Linked DNA regions of Homo sapiens: region 1 is linked to region 2. The links are chromatin loops, found by intact Hi-C in ENCODE. Cell type or tissue: K562. All regions are shown on one strand.

The links. Peaks named below come from ENCODE experiments on the same cell type or tissue, not always from the same donor. Only the 100,000 strongest peaks of a DNase experiment are listed, where the experiment ranks them.
Region 1: a loop joins it to region 2, with 3 times the contacts of the local background. A loop is called at or near these places in 5 of 110 quality-filtered maps.

Annotation. Positions count from the first base shown.
Region 1 is chr12:117,681,082-117,689,081 of GRCh38, reverse strand. The region is part of intron 4 of KSR2 (kinase suppressor of ras 2); the gene reads left to right. Among named protein-coding and RNA genes, the nearest start is that of KSR2, 280 kb to the left of the region's middle. In K562, no CTCF peak of the experiment used is centred here; a DNase peak (open chromatin) is centred at 3,341; H3K27me3 peaks cover 870 bases.
Region 2 is chr12:117,209,602-117,217,601 of GRCh38, reverse strand. It overlaps NOS1 (nitric oxide synthase 1), which reads left to right. Exons shown (of 29, transcript NM_000620.5): 29 at 2,278-8,000. The coding sequence ends at 2,293. Among named protein-coding and RNA genes, the nearest start is that of FBXO21, 23 kb to the right of the region's middle. In K562, a CTCF peak has its summit at 4,842 (motif pointing left); a DNase peak (open chromatin) is centred at 4,801; H3K27me3 peaks cover 5,094 bases.

The DNA.
Region 1 (8,000 bases), 470 kb before region 2:
TGGTCACAGAAGAGTTGGAAGAGTTTACACTGAGACAGGCAGTGAGAGTAAGGGGGTTGGAGGAACTTCCAAATTTGACTATATGTGTGAATCTTTTGCAATGAAAATACCTACTATGTGTGTAATGCATGTGTCGTTTGCAAGGAAGGAAAAAGGAGGCAGGAGAGAAGGAAGGAAAGAAGGAGATCTGCTAAATGAGTTGTGACCGGGTGTCTAGAGTTTGACATAAACACTATGGGCTTTTCCAGTGGGGAAGGCAGAGGAATCTGAGTCGTCCTCCAAACTTACAGCAGCAGTGACTTCATGGCGTGTGCAGTTGTATCCCTATGGCCATCCTGGAGAGTGTCCTTTGGCAGCACATTTTCTTCTTGCTTCTGGCACACTCGAAACCTGATCGAGCCTCTATGGACTAAACCTTCAGGCCTTAGAGTCTGGTTCTTGGAGGGCCTGAGCAGACACTAGCATGTGAAAAGTATTTTGCTTCAGAGCATCAGCCAATGTCAAACCTGCCAATTGGACACTGGCTGATGTTATCGGTGTAGAATTATGATGCAGAGAGTGGTTCTGGGGAGCTTGAAATGATCTTTGGAAAGCATGATAAAATGCAGATTTGTGGGCCCCACCCCAAAGGACTTGAGAAACTTTTGAGTTGCGGGTACTTAGTCTGATTTAGTGAAAAAATTGAGCTATAGACTTTTTTTTTCTGAGACAAGGTCTTGCTCTGTCACCCAGGCCGGGGTGCAGTGGCGTGATGGCTCACTGCAACCTCCGCCTCCCGGGTTCAAGCGATTCTCCCGCCTCAGCCTCCCAAGTAGCTGGGATTGCAGGCACCCACCACCATTCCTGGCCAGTTTTTGTATTTTTCGTAGAGACGGGGTTTTACCATGTTGGCCAGGCTGGTATCGAACTCCTGACCTCAAGTGATCCACCCATCTCAGCCTCCCAAAGTGCTGGGATTACAGGCGTGAGCCACCACACCCGGCCAATAGACTTTTTTTTAAAAGGGAATTCAGCTTTAAAGGTTTCAGAATACGTTAGAGACGAGATCTTTGGTTGCAAACAACAGAAGCCAACTCTATCTAACTTAGGCTGAAAATGAACTTGTTTGGGATATTATGGGATAACTCTCAGGATTGACAGGAAAGCTGGAGACCCAGGCTCAGAAAGGGGCAGGACCCAGGTGTCTTTGGGCTCTAAGTAGCAGGGATGACTTGACAGCTGATTTTGGGAGGGACCACTACTAGATTGAGCTTCAAATATTTTTTTCCATCGTGTGTCATGCTGTTGAAGATTCATATTCCCAAGAGAGACTCAGATTGGTCTGATTGGCACCTGGTGAGTTAGGGGAAGGCAGTGTACCCTAGTTGACACCCCCAATAAGGTTGTGCACAGAGTAGGAGAGAGAATTCCCCGAGGTGGAGTGGGGTGAATGCTAGACGGTCACAAAACCAGTGTCCTCTGCAAGACAGCAGTACAGGCTATTGGCTCAGATATTGAAATGCCTGAGTCCGGCTGAGCAGGAATAATTACATAGATGAACACGTTAAGTGACAATTTGCAGCGAGCCCACCCTCTATACTGTTTGATCCCAAATAAGCAAATTTTCTACCCTAACAAGTTCATGCTGGATGCAAAAGTTGAAAGCACATCAAAAGCCTGGCTTTGAAGAAACCCACTAATTTCAGGCAACAGTTCTTCAAACTCTCGTGGAAAAAGAGATTCAGACTTTGTTTCCTGGAGTCACAGTAGGAGAGCCACGACTGAATTATTAGAAATTCCACACTGGTGGGATCATACTTGCTGATGTTTAATTGCACTCTCTGCTGAGCTCACACTGACTCACTTGCCCCCACAGAAGCAAGGGGCAGACAAAGAGGCAGGAGAGGTTATCCTGTTGTATAAATAAGAAGACCTGAAACCACACAGATTCTGACCTGCCCAAGGTCGTGCTGGAAGCTTGGAAAAGAGGGAGCAGCATCACAGAATCGCCGCTTTGAGGGTGGATAAGCTTTTAAGGATGAGTTGCTCTAAGCCCCTCATTTTACAAGCGAGGAAGCTAAGAGCTCACTGAGGTTAAGCAACTAGCCCTGGGCACCCAGCCAGCCAGCCCGCCAGCCCCAGCATCTTCTGAGTCCTCTCCAAGCCCTCAGGAACTGGTAGATACTGTTCGTTGTCTGTCTCTCGGGCTCTGATGCGTGGATTTCAGCGTGGATCTCATAGAATCATAGATTGAAATATATTCCAATTTAGGCATGTTTGTAAGGATTCACTCTCTGTTTATTTTTTCCCAGGATAAAGGAAGCATCTGTGAAATATCCCATAGGTGGCAAAACTATCAGTTTCCTTGAGTAAAACATTTCTGGCTGACCTCCTGCTTGCACAGAGAAGGGTCTTTACGGGCTTACCACCTGAGTAGACAATGATCAATGATGCATTTGCTTAGAACACTGACTCTGGGTGCTTTCCTATGGAGATGCTGGAGTGTTGAGAATCCAGATGACAATGAGCTTTTTTATCCAGGTGTTACAAGCAAATCCAGGTCCTAGGGAGTCTGTGATATATTTTAGGGTTAAGACCTTTGGGGTCAGACAGAACCAGGTTCAAATCCTGGCTCTGCCCCTTATATGCTGTGTGACCTTAGACAAGTCGCCTAGCCTCTCTGACCCTCTGTTTCTTCATCTGCAAATGACAGATCCCATCATAAAGAATAAAATGAGGCCAGGCATGGTGGCTCATGTCTGTAATCCCAGCCCTTTGGAAGACCAAGGCAGGAGGATCACTTTAGCCCAGGAGTTCAAGACCAGCCTAGGCAACATAGCAAGACCTCATCTCTGCTAAAAAAAAAAAAAAAAAAAAAAAAAAAAAATTAGCTGGGTGTGGTGGTGTGTGCCTGTGGTCCCAGCTACTGAGAAGACTGAGACAGGAGGATGGCTTGAACCCTGGAGATTGAGGCTGCATTGAGCTGTGATCACACCACTGCACTCCAGCCTGGATGACAGAACAAGACCCTGTTTCAAAAAAAGAAAAAAAAAGGAATAAAATGAGCTGATGCCTCTGAAATGCTTAGCACAAAGCCAGGCATGTAGGAAGGGTGAAATGAATGGCAGCTGTCATAATTAGGACCAAGGTACCTGAAGCAAAAAGGGATATAAAGGGACCTTCCGCAAATCTTTGCTTTTTACAGGGGGGGAATCAGCATTAAAATCCAAGGTAACTTAGGTAATGACAGAGCTAGGTCAGGAATTCATCCTCCTGCTTCTCTGTCCAGTGATCTTATCCACTCAACATGTGGCCTCTGGTGGTGGGTTGGGGGTGGGGCACCTGACAGGCCAAACCACTCCCTGCCCTGTGGGTCACATGGGCTGGAGGTGGGGATGCAGCTATTTCCTCTTCTGGGCCCCTCCCCTCTGCTGTCTTCTACAGCCTCTGATTTCGGGAATGTTTGTGAGTCAAATGACTCCCTGTTCCACTCTTTGGCCCCAGAGGGAGGCCAGGAGATGCGGGCAGAAGCTAGCACTGGCCATTTCTCTGGGGGCCCATCACTTACTGGGCTGATGGAAGCCTGCCCACACCATCAGCCCCGGGGAGACAGTGAGAGCAGACCTCTGCGCCAATTTATCTTGGAAATTGTCTTTTCTTCAGGCAAGGGGAGGAGGAAGGAAACCTAAAAGAAAACATCCAGCCACATGGCCGTGAAATCTCTGCCCAAAATCAGTCATCCTTTTTAATAATGAGGGCTGTCACGAGCTCTGGTTCAGTCGGAAATGATGGCCTGTGTAAATATTTGGTCTGTAACCGATTTATGGGTTTGGGAACAAAAAAATAAGATTAGTCACTAATCACAGGGATGCAGGAAAATCAACGGGCCTGGACGCCAACACAGATCAGGCCTAAGAGGCAAAGTCCGGGTCGCTGTCTGGATGAGCTCAGGGGATGGTGGAGGAGGCTGGGCTGTGCTGTGCAGTGGGTCTCTACTGGAAGAGGGAGCCATGGGCTTCTGGATTATTCCATGGGGCAGAGGCAGCATTGTCAGTGTCCAGTTAAAGAACTGGCTGAGACCAGCCCCTACCCCTCCCCTCCCAGATTGCGAGTCTAAGATTGATTCTCCTTGGCTAACCCTGAAATTGACAACCTGTTTGCACAGGTACCTCTGTAAAATGGGAACACATGCGATCAACTCTTACGGTAGAATTAATAGAGTGATGAGGAACTAGCTTTGAAATCCGCCAGAACTGCCATCACACTCCAGCCTGTGTTGAATTGTGATCTGCATACATTAATTATTGGGAACGCCGGTTACCTTAACTACAAAATGGAAGTCATAATTGCTCCAACCCCAAATGAGATAATGTGTCATGAGCACAGTGTCCGGCCCCTGGCATGTGACACAGAGAGAACTTGGTGCTGACATAGGCATTTGTATGAGAATTGGAATTCCCTCCCCGAAGTGGGCTGGTACAGGCACTTACCTCTCCTGCCAGCTAAACCCCACATAACCACTCTACACAGTAAATGCCTCCTATTGGAAATATGTATAGAGGGTGGGTGCCAGCCTTGCCTCTCTCATGGCATCGAGGAAAATTGGATCCACTGGAGTGCCACCCCCTCCCTGCTCATTTCCATGGAAAGCCCGTGAGCATTCATGTAATAGTACAGTGGAAACACTTGGATTTTCATGTATTTGTTTAGTTAAACTGTTTTTATGGAGCTGTTACTATATGCCAGGCTTTGTGCTGGGTGCTGGGAGCCAGAAAGAAGTTAAACACAACCCCTGCCTTCCCAGCACTCCCAAACCAGTGGGAGAGGCCCATACTCATCAAGTCATCAGAAAAATCAGTGTGTACCTCAAAACTGTGGTCAGAGCGGTGGAGAAGACCTAACCCATACCAGGAGGGGTGGGTCAGGATGAGGAAAGGAGAGACACTAGATAAAGTCCCAGTGGCAGAGATGAGGGCTCTAGGGGAGCCAGGTGATGGGAAGTGGGATTCAGGGGCTACTCTTAGTGTTTTGTTTTCACTTCCCAACTTTCAGGTAAGTCTAGATCCTATTAGAACAGTGGTTGGGAAACTACCCAACCTACTGTCTAGCCCAGGGGCCAAGTTCAGCCAATTGCCTATTTTTGTAAATAGCTTTATCGGAACATGGTCATACGTGTTCACTTACACATTGTCTGCAGCTGAGTTTCTGCTACAAAGTCAGAAATGGAGAGTTTTAGTAGAGAGCAAGTGACTTGCAAAGCCGAAGGTATTTCCTCTCTGGCCCTTTGCAGAAAAGATTTGGCAACCTCTGCATCAGGACATCTTTCCTTTCCTCTCCCTTTCTTTATTCCTCTCTTGCCCTAGACCTGAAGTGTGTCTTAGTGGACAAGAGGGGAATATGTATTTAAGGGACATTTTGTTCGTTCTTCAAATCTAGCCTTGGTAGAAGGTCTGTTAGGTATCAAGAGATGATTTGTCACTGAGCGAAGTTTAATCTCTAAAATAAGCACTATCTAGCTGTTCTTCAAACATCTTGCATATTTTTCAGGTGTAAATGTTCCAATAGACATATAATATACACATTTATGTAGGTATAGGATATGTGTTTAATTTCTAGGAATTTATACCTAACTACATTTTCATTTTTGCCAACTAAATCCAAGATACCAGTTACCAGCTGACTTATAGCAGCCATTTAGGAAACAAAAATCCAACTCAAATTTGATCTTCAATGTGTAACTTCTTGAAAAAATAATGAAATATCATCAAAATATTAAATAACAGTTGACTCTGTTATTTAATGTCTGTTTCTCTGTTTTCTAGAATTTTTTTCCTTTGACAAAAATAAAAAGAAAACATTCTAGGCAAAAAAAATAGTATATGTCATATACTATTTATATATGACTACTATATAACTAAAAATTGTGTTTTATTTTTATAAAGGAATGCTTCTGTTACTAAATTCAAATGGTAGAGACAAGTCTAAAAGTAACGAAGTATCTACTCCCCAAATCCACAGCCCCCTCACCTGCCAACTGCCCCTTGCCTGTCTTTCTAGAAAGTGTTGATACGTATATGTGCCTGCATCTTAGACTGTACATCTATTTGAAGCTTCAACTTAGGAGGCATCTGACTCCTCTGCCTCTCACCCCTAACACACTGAAACTGCTGGCAAGTCCTGGGAGAGCTGAGTCCCCTCCCTCCAACCTCATGACCTCCACCCTGCTCCAATCCTCCATCCTCTCTTGCCTGGGTGACTCCAACACCCTCCTTTCCAGATCCCCCAATTCCATTCTTGCTGCCGTTCTTGTTCCATTCTTGTTGGTCAACTTTCTACACATCTGGCAGAGTGATCTTTTTAATTTTAATATTAAGTTCTGAGATACAGCCAGGCGCGGTGGCTCACACCTGTGGTCCCAGCACTTTGGGAGGCTGAGGCAGCGGGTCAGCCGAGGTCGGGAGTTTGAGACCAGCCTGACCAACATGGAGAAACCCCGTCTCACTAAAAATATGAAAAATTAGCCCTGGTGTGGTGGTGCGCACCTGTATTCCCAGTTACTTGGGAGGCTGAGGCAGGAGAATAGCTTGAACCTGGGAAGCAGAGGTTGCGGTGAGCCGAGATTGCGCCGTTGCATTCCAGCCTGGGCAACAAGAACAAAACTCCGTCTCAAAAAAAAAAACAAAAAAAACTGAAGTACATGTGCAGGACATGCAGGTTTGTCACATAGGTAAATGTGTGCCATGGTGGTTTGCTGCACCTATCAACTCATCACCTAGGTATTAAGCCCAGCATGCATTAGCTATTTTTCCTAATGTTCTCTCTCCCCCCGCCCCCGCAATAGGCCCCAGTGTGTGTTGTTCCCTTCCCTGTGTCTACATGTTCTCATTGTTCAGCTCCCACTTATAAGTGATAACATGTGGTGTTTGGTTCTGTGTTCCTGCATTAGTTTGCTGAGGATAATGGCTTCCAGCTCAGTCCATGTCCCTGCAAAGGACATGATCTCATTTCTTTTTATGGCTGCATGGTATTCCACGTTGTATATGTACCACATTTTCTTTATCCAGTCTATCATTGATGGGCATTTGGGTTGATTCCATGTCTTTGCTATTGTGAATAGTGCTGTAGTGAACATACATGTGCATATATCTTTATAATAGAATGATTTATATTCCTTTGGGTATATACCCTTTAATGAGATTGCTAGTTCAAATGGTACTTCTGGTTCTAGATCTTTGAGGAATTGCCACACTGTCTTCCCCAACGGTTTAATTAATTTGCATTCCTGCCAGTAGTGTAAAAGTGTTTCTATTTCTCCCCCATTTAGCAAATGGTGCTGGGAGAAGTGGCTAGCCATACGCAGAAAACTGAAACTGGACCCCTTCCTTACACCTTATACAAAAATCAACTCAAGGTGGATTAAAGACTTTAAAGTGATCTTTTAAAAGCAGAATCCAATTCTGTTATCTTCCTTCTTAAAGTCCTCCAACAGCTTCCCAAAGTTCTCAGCATAAAACCCTACCTCCTAACAAGGACCTGCAGTGATCTGGCCCTGCTGCCTCCCGACTTCACCTCTGCCCCTCTCCTCGTCACTTACTCTGAGTTTCCCTGTCCTGGCTTTGCACCAGTTCTGTGGACTCCGCGACATTCCCCCTGCCTCAGGCTGCCTGATCCTTCTTCCTTCAAATCTTTCAAATCTGGCTTCTCCTTGACATTCAGGTCTCAGCCAAAATGCCAGGTCTGCCTTCCCACCCAGTTACTCACTACCATATCACTGGATTTTAATTCTCTATGTAGAAGCTCTTATTATTGTCATTTATTTATGTATTTATTTTTGAGATGGGTTCTGGCCTTGCCACCTAGGCTGGAGTGCAGTGGCACAATCTTGACTCACTGCAGCCTCCACCTCCTGGGCTCAGGTGATCCTCCCACTTCAGCCTCCCTAGTAGCTGGGACTACAGGTGCGCACTACCATGCCTGGCTAATTTTTGTATTTTTTGTAGAGTTAGGGTTTCATCATCTTA
Region 2 (8,000 bases):
TCCCAAGTAGCTAGGACTACAGGCGTGCACCACCACACCCGGCTAAGTTTTGTATTTTTAGTAGAGACGGGGTTTCGCCATGTTGGCCAGACTGGTCTCAAACTCCTGACCTCAAGTGATCTGCCCACCTCAGCCTCCCAAAGTGCTGGAATTATAGGTGTGAGCCACCGCACATGGCCGGAGTTGTGACATTTCTACCAGAAGTATCTGTCTTGTTTGTTTTTTACCTACTGGGGTTTAGCATCAGATTTAGGGCAAGGGTTTCTTCTACAAAAGTGTTTGAACGCTGCTCATTTAGGAAAGTGGGGAGAAGAATGGGATCGCCCCTGGAGCTAGGTGGAGGTCTGGCGCTCAGTTTTTGTGTCCTTTCCACCAGCTCTCTCATCCCCTAAATGGCTGGGGGCTTTTTCATCAACACAAATTATAATTCACATGATTTTGACAATTTCACTGAACCTCTAGAAATTGCTGGAAACAGGCTGAGGCACCAGAAGACTGTGCCCGGGTCTCATGATTTAAACCTTACTTGAATTCTATGGCATGGCAACCTTGATCGTAATTTCACTTCCCAGTGCTCCCCGCCCCAGTCCCTGCCACAGAACCCCTGGAAAGCACCCCTGGACGCCCTTTACTTTAAATTGGGTGGGGACTCAGCTGTCTCTTTTTTCAACAACACAAGGCATACACTCATTTCTTGAATTTGGCATCTTCTTTGTTTTCCCCTTACGATGACACAGCAGTCTCTAAAACATACTGTCGTGGCCAGTAGACTCATATCATTGTCTTTAAGGTCACAAGTCCCTGGGTTGTCAAAAGCCTTTAAGGCCAGGTGTGGTGGCTCACACCTATAATCCCAGCACTTTGGGAAGCTGAGGTGGGTGAATTGCTTGAGCCCAGGAGTTCAAGATCAGCCTGGGCAACGCAAGGAGACCCTGTCTCTACAAATAATTTAAAAATTAGCAGGGCATGGTGACACGCGCCTGTGGTCCCAGCTACTTGGGAGGCTGAAGCAAGAGGATGGCCTGATCCCAGGGAGATCGAGACTGCAGTGAGCCATGATGGCACCACTGCACCCCAGCCTAGGCAACAGAGCAAGACCCTATCTCAAGAGAAAAAAAAAGGCCGGGCGCGATGGCTCACCCCTGTAATCCCAGCACTTCGGGAGGCTGAGGCCGGTGGATCATGAGGTCAGGAGATCAAGACCATCCTGGCTAACACGGTGAAACCCCATCTCTACTAAAAATACAAAAAATTAGCCGAGCGTCGTGGCAGGTGCCTGTAGTCCCAGCTACTCGGGAGCCTGAGGCAGGAGAATGGCATGAACCTGGGAGGTGGAGCTTGCAGTGAGCCAAGATCCCGCCACTGCACTCCAGCCTGGGTGACAGAACAAGACTCCGTCTCAAAAAAAAAAAAAAAATCCCTTTTGACGGGCCCAGTGGCTCACACCTGTAATCCCAGCACCTTGGAAGGCAAAGATGGGTGGATCACTTGAGCCTAGGTGTTCAAGACCAGCCTGGGCAACATGGCAAAACCCTGTCTCTACTAAAAACACAAAAGTTAGCCAGGTGTGGTAGCATGTGCCTATAATCCCAGCTACTCAGGAGGCTGAGACACAGGAATCGCTTGAACCTAGGAGGCAGAGGTTGCAGCCAGCCGAGATCACGTCACTGCACTTCAGCCTGGGCGACACAGTGAGACTCTCAGTCTCAAAAAAAAAAAAAAAAAAAAAAAAGTCCTTTTAAATGTTTCTCTTCCTGGCCAGTTGTACTTGTGAGCATTCATTCATTCATTCATTCTTTCAAAACAAGCCCCTGCTAGGTGCCAGGTCCTGTCCAAGACACTAAGGCTACAGAATAAATGAAAGAGACGGGCCGGGTGCAGTGGCTCACGCCTGCAATCCCAGCACTTTGGGAGGCTGAGGCGGGCAGATCACCTGAGGTCAGGAGTTTGAGACCAGCCTGGCCAACATGGTGAAACTCCATCTCTACTAAAAATACAAAAATTAGCCGGGCGTGGTGGCAGGCACCTGTAATCCCAGCTACTTGGGAGGCTAAAGCAGGAGAATCGCTTGAACCCTGCTGGGATTGCAGTGAGCTGGGATCGTGCCACTGCACTCCAGCCTGGGTGACAGAGCGAAACTCCGTCTCAAAAAAAAAAAAAAAAGAAAGAGACAAAGCCCCTGAGCCCAGAGCATGGGTGATTTTCTCTGGGGCACTCAGAGGAAACAGCAGCCTTGCCCTTGGGGCACTAACTGCCCCCCAACTTCTCTTTCCACAGGGTTTTCAGCTCCTAACTGGACCCTCTTGCCCAGCCGGCTGCAAGTTTTGTAAGCGCGGACAGACACTGCTGAACCTTTCCTCTGGGACCCCCTGTGGCCCTCGCTCTGCCTCCTGTCCTTGTCGCTGTGCCCTGGTTTCCCTCCTCGGGCTTCTCGCCCCTCAGTGGTTTCCTCGGCCCTCCTGGGTTTACTCCTTGAGTTTTCCTGCTGCGATGCAATGCTTTTCTAATCTGCAGTGGCTCTTACAAAACTCTGTTCCCACTCCCTCTCTTGCCGACAAGGGCAACTCACGGGTGCATGAAACCACTGGAACATGGCCGTCGCTGTGGGGGTTTTTTTCTCTGGGGTTCCCCTGGAAAGGCTGCAGGAACTAGGCACAAGCTCTCTGAGCCAGTCCCTCAGCCACTGAAGTCCCCCTTTCTCCTTTTTTATGATGACATTTTGGTTGTGCGTGCCTGTGTGTGTGTGTGTGTGTGTGTGTGTGTGTGTGATGGGCCAGGTCTCTGTCCGTCCTCTTCCCTGCACAAGTGTGTCGATCTTAGATTGCCACTGCTTTCATTGAAGACCCTCAATGCCAAGAAACGTGTCCCTGGCCCATATTAATCCCTCGTGTGTCCATAATTAGGGTCCACGCCCATGTACCTGAAACATTTGGAAGCCCCATAATTGTTCTAGTTAGAAAGGGTTCAGGGCATGGGGAGAGGAGTGGGAAATTGATTAAAGGGGCTGTCTCCCAATGAAAGAGGCATTCCCAGAATTTGCTGCATTTAGATTTTGATACCAGTGAGCAGAGCCCTCATGTGACATGAACCCATCCAATGGATTGTGCAAATCCCCTCCCCAAACCCACCCATACCAGCTAGAATCACTTGACTTTGCCACATCCATTGACTGACCCCCTCCTCCAGCAATAGCATCCAAGGGGCCTGGAAGTTATGTTGTTCAAAGAAGCCTGGTGGCAATAAGGATCTTCCCACTTTGCCACTGGATGACTTTGGATGGGTCACTTGTCCTCAGTTTTTCCTAGTCATAATGTCATACGAACCTAAAGAATATGAATGGATTAAATGTTAAAGCTTTGGTGCCTGGAAACAATATCAAGTAACAATATGATTATTATTTTTTTATTCCCCCAAAGCGGGCTTGCTGCTTCACCCTTGGGGATGAAATAATGGAAGCTGGTTAAAGTGGATGAGGTTGGAAAGAGTTGCCATAATGAGGTCCCACGTGGCTTCTTCGATAGGAGCCACAACTTGGGGTGGGAAGAACTTGTCCCTCAGGCTTGTTGCCCTCTGCAGTTGATCTCCAAAGTTTTAAACCTGTTAAATTAATTTTGACAAATAAGTTACCCTCAACTCAGATCAAAAATGGGCAGCCAAGTCTTCGGTAGGAATTGGAGCCGGTGTAATTCCTCCCTAAGAGGCAACCTGTTGAATTTACTCTCTCAGAGTAAATGGTGGGAAGGGATCCCTTTGTATACTTTTTTAAATACTACAAATTAGTGTCAGGCAGTTCCCAGAAAGAGACAAGAAATCCTAGTGGCCTCCCAGACTGCAGGGTCCCCAAGGATGGAAAGGGAATGTTCTGCTGGTTCTACCCTGTTTGTTGTGTCTTGCTATACAGAAAAACCACATTTCTTTTATATACTGTACGTGGGCATATCTTGTTGTTCAGTTTGGGTGTCTGCTAAAGAGGAAGTGCACTGGCCCTCTTTGAAAGGGCTTTACAGTGGGGGCACCAAGACCCCAAAGGGCCCAGGCCAGGAGACTGTTAAAGTGAAAAGGCAATCTATGACTCACCTTGCTCTGCCATCCCTGGCAGCCCCCACCGGTGTCCTGTTCCTGCCACATGGAGCTTGACTTCATGCCAGCTATAATCTCCCCTGCCTTCCTTTAATCCCAATTTCCCCTGCTCACTCTTCCACAGATATAAAGAACAAACACTTAGCATCCCACACTCACCCCTTCTAATCCTGAAGGGAAGCCCATTCTAAACTCCTTTCCTGCAAACCCATTTCCAGCTCCTAGTAGCTTTCCTCCCAAAGGCTTTCTTTCCAATCCTTTATAGCTTTGGAGACGCCTCCCCAATTCCCCAGGGAAGGAAACTGTTGTGTCCAATCCCCATTAAAGACAAATTGATCAGTGCTTCCCACTCCAAGTCAAGCTTTATGCAGGAATGCTTTTCCATCAGGGAATAAATACTTAGAAGCGCTTACAAGGTGCCAGGCACCTCCTTTCTGCATGTGCCTGCCTTTCTAGTAGCAGACAGATGGAAACATTGTCTCATTTTGTCAAGGAGTCCAAAGAAATGATTATAAAACCAGGATTCATCCTTCTTCTCCAGAAAGATTTTTTTTTAAGTAAACACCTTTCAATCCCCAACACAAGCTGCTTCACAACTCCAGGCTAGAAGGCAGGAGAGCGATCTGATGTGTTTCTTTCATTTGCCAGAATTCCTGATACCAAAAGCCTCTCTCTCTGTTGAGTAACCTCTCAAGGACCAGAGTGGAGTCCAGATTGTTAGGCTCAGATCAAGGGTGGGGAAATACTGCCCTCTCGTGGTGGCTTTTCATCCAGGCCTCGTAGCCAACCGTTTAAGTGCAAAATAGAATTAAGCAATGGGTAAGCAAAATAGGGTTGACAAGATATTTGGGGGTTATTCGGGTTATGGCCCATTTATTTCCCTCTTCCCCCTGAATTGACCAGTAGCAGCTCCAGCCCCATTTCACAAAAGTGAGTTTGGCCAGGAGGAATGAGACGTCTCCTGAAATAGGAACACCGGAACATCATGCTCACCTGCCATCACTATGCATCCAGTTCCCACAGCTTGTGTCGTGAAAGAGCAGAGAGATGATGTTAAACTCCTTGGGAGGAGAGAGGGCTTCTTTTGGTTTCCCTGGAGTGAGACAGCCAGGTGTCTTTCTTTTGCGGGGGGACACTTCAGACCCATCAATATGGAATTTTGGGAGCCGACCTGAGTGCAAATCCTAATTCTGCCCCTGTTGGTGCAGATGGCTGTGGGCGGCTCACTTGACCTTTTAGAGTCTGCATACCCACCTGTATAACAAGGTGGATTGAATGAGACAATGCCCACGAAATGCCCAGTTACAGTACCTGGTTCAAAACTTACTGCATTTTAATTTTTCACTTAACTTATAACATGTCTTGCTTCTCCAGTGTGTGGAAGGCACCGGGCAGTTTGCAGAGATAAGCAAAACACAGTTCCTCTCGTGCAGAAGGTTAGAATCTATTTTTTTTTTTGACAGAGTCTTGCTCTGTCACCCAGGCTGGCGTACAGTGGTACGATCTCAGCTCACTGCATCCTCTGCCTCCCCCAGTTCAAGTGATTCTTCTGCCTCGGCCTCCTGAGTAACTGGGACTACAGGCGCCTACCACCACGCCCAGCTAAGTTTTGTATTTTTAGTAGAGTCAGGGTTTCACCATGTTGGCCAGGCTGGTCTTGAATTCCTGACCTCAAATGATCCACGCACCTCAGCCTCCCAAAGTGCTGGATTACAGGCATGAGCCACCACGCCCAGCCAAAGGTTATAATCTGATGGAGAGAGACACCCGTCTTGGAACTGACATAAATTTCTGGGGTTTGAGAAATGGGCGGGATTTCACTGGTAGCTTCTGGAAGGTAAGAGTTGTCCAGGAATTGGGAAGAGTGAGAGGAAAGGCACGGACAGGGAGCATGTAAGATAAATTGAGGCTGGCTTTGGAAGGCTGAGGAGGGTGAGAAAAGGTGGGCTGGGACCAGACCGTGGGGAGAGGTGAGTGGCATTACAAGAAATTTAGGCTTTATTCAGAAGGCAACAGGGAGTCCCTAAGAATGTTTTTCAAAAAGGGACATTAAGGCGATTGGAGTTATACTTGGAAAAGAAAGTTCTGGCCACAGTACAGAGCATGGCCCGTTGAGCTGTTGGGGGGGTTATTGCTGCAACCAAGGCTTGAGTGAGGGAAGAGGCGGATGTAGTGATAAAGAGACTCCAGGAACTGAATCAGCGTACCTGGCACCCCATCCATTGTAGAGGGTGAGAATAAAGGAGAAATTAAAGCATCTTGCAGGCTGGGCGCGGTAGCTCATGTCTGTAATCCCAGCACTTTGGGAGGCCGAGGTGGGTGTATCAGTTGAGGTCAGGAGTTGGAGACCAGTCAGCCAGTTAGTAGAAACCCTGACTCTACTAAGAAAATACAAAAATTAGCTGGGCATGGTGGCATGCGCCTGTAGTCTCAGCTACCTGGGAGGCTGAGGAAGGAGGATCGCTTGAGCCCAGGAGGTGGAGGCTGCAGTGAGCCAAGATTGTACCACTGCACTCCAGCCTGGGTGACAGAGCAAGACTCTTATCTCAAAAAAAATAAAATAAAATAAAATAAAATAAAACATCTTGCCCCTAGCTGAGAGAGAGGTCTCTGAAGAGCAGGCTCAGGGAAAAGATGAGTTTTCAGAGCTGATGTGATAGTCAGCTTCTCTGGAGTCAACAGGGTGAATCCTTCCCAAGTCCAGCCATGCCCAGATGCCCGGAGGGAAAACTGACCCCCAGCCAGTAGACATTGGCTAAGAACACAGAATCTTCTGACCAAACACGCTTTCAGCAGCTGCCTGCTCTGGACTTTGAAAGAGGTCAGGTCTTGCCCTAAGCTCAAAACAAGTGAGAGGTGTCCTGACCTAGCTCATAGGGCAAATGGTCCTAATAGGATGGGCAATCCAGATGCCTGAGCCCCTTCACTCCGACAGCACCAGCGCCTAATGCAGCCTTTTCATTCTTGCCATTAGGAAATCTGTGGACTTCTAGCCTGTGTTTTAAACCAGCCATGTTTCCTTGTATATTTCCCTACCCGCTGCCCCACATACCCAGCATGCCGCTGTGGCCACCATGTCCTCAAAGCCTTCTGTCTGTATCAGGAATGTAGTCTGAGACTGCCAGGAAGCAACAAGGAGAGAGAAACACTAACTAGTCTTCCTTTATAACCCATTCATACTCTCTGGCTGTCCCCAACCTTCATAGTCTCCTGCATCCAAATGTCCTCTTTGGCTCAAAAAGTAGGCCAGGCATGGTGGTTCATGCCTGTAATAGCACTTTGGGAGACTGAGGTGGGAGGATCACTTGGGGCCAGGAGTTTGAGACCAGCTTGGGCAACACAGCGCAATCTCGTCTCTACTAAAAAAAAAAAAAAAAAAAAATTAGCTGGGCATGATGGCATGCTCCTGTGGTCCCAGCTACTTGGGAGGCTGAGGCAGGAGGATCACTTGGTCCCAGGAGTTTGAGGCGACAGTGAGCTAGGATCGCACCACTGCACTCCAGCCTGAGTGACAGAGCAAGACCCTGTCTCTAAAAAAAATTAAAATGAAAGACCAGGTGCTGGGATTAAGGAAACACAGGTCTGAGGGTCTGAGGGAAGGGGCCTGCCTCCCAGGGAGTCAACATAGATGTTCCCCATGAACAGGGATTTGACTTTGGAGGCCAACCTGGCCTGGCCTCTGCCCTTTATCTCACACTCCCTATCCTTGGCCCACTGCCAGTCCCTGCCTTGTGGCAAAGGGGCCCCAAAAGAAAAGCTGCCCTTCCCCAAATGTAAGGACCCAGGTACACTTTCACCCGTGGAAAGCAGTGTCTGTCGAGAGTCTGTTTCCTATTAATACTTATCAAAGCCATGTGCGAGGGAGGTGGTCAGCTGTCAATATGCCTTAGTATGTTTATATGAGTTTGTTTTGTTCTAAA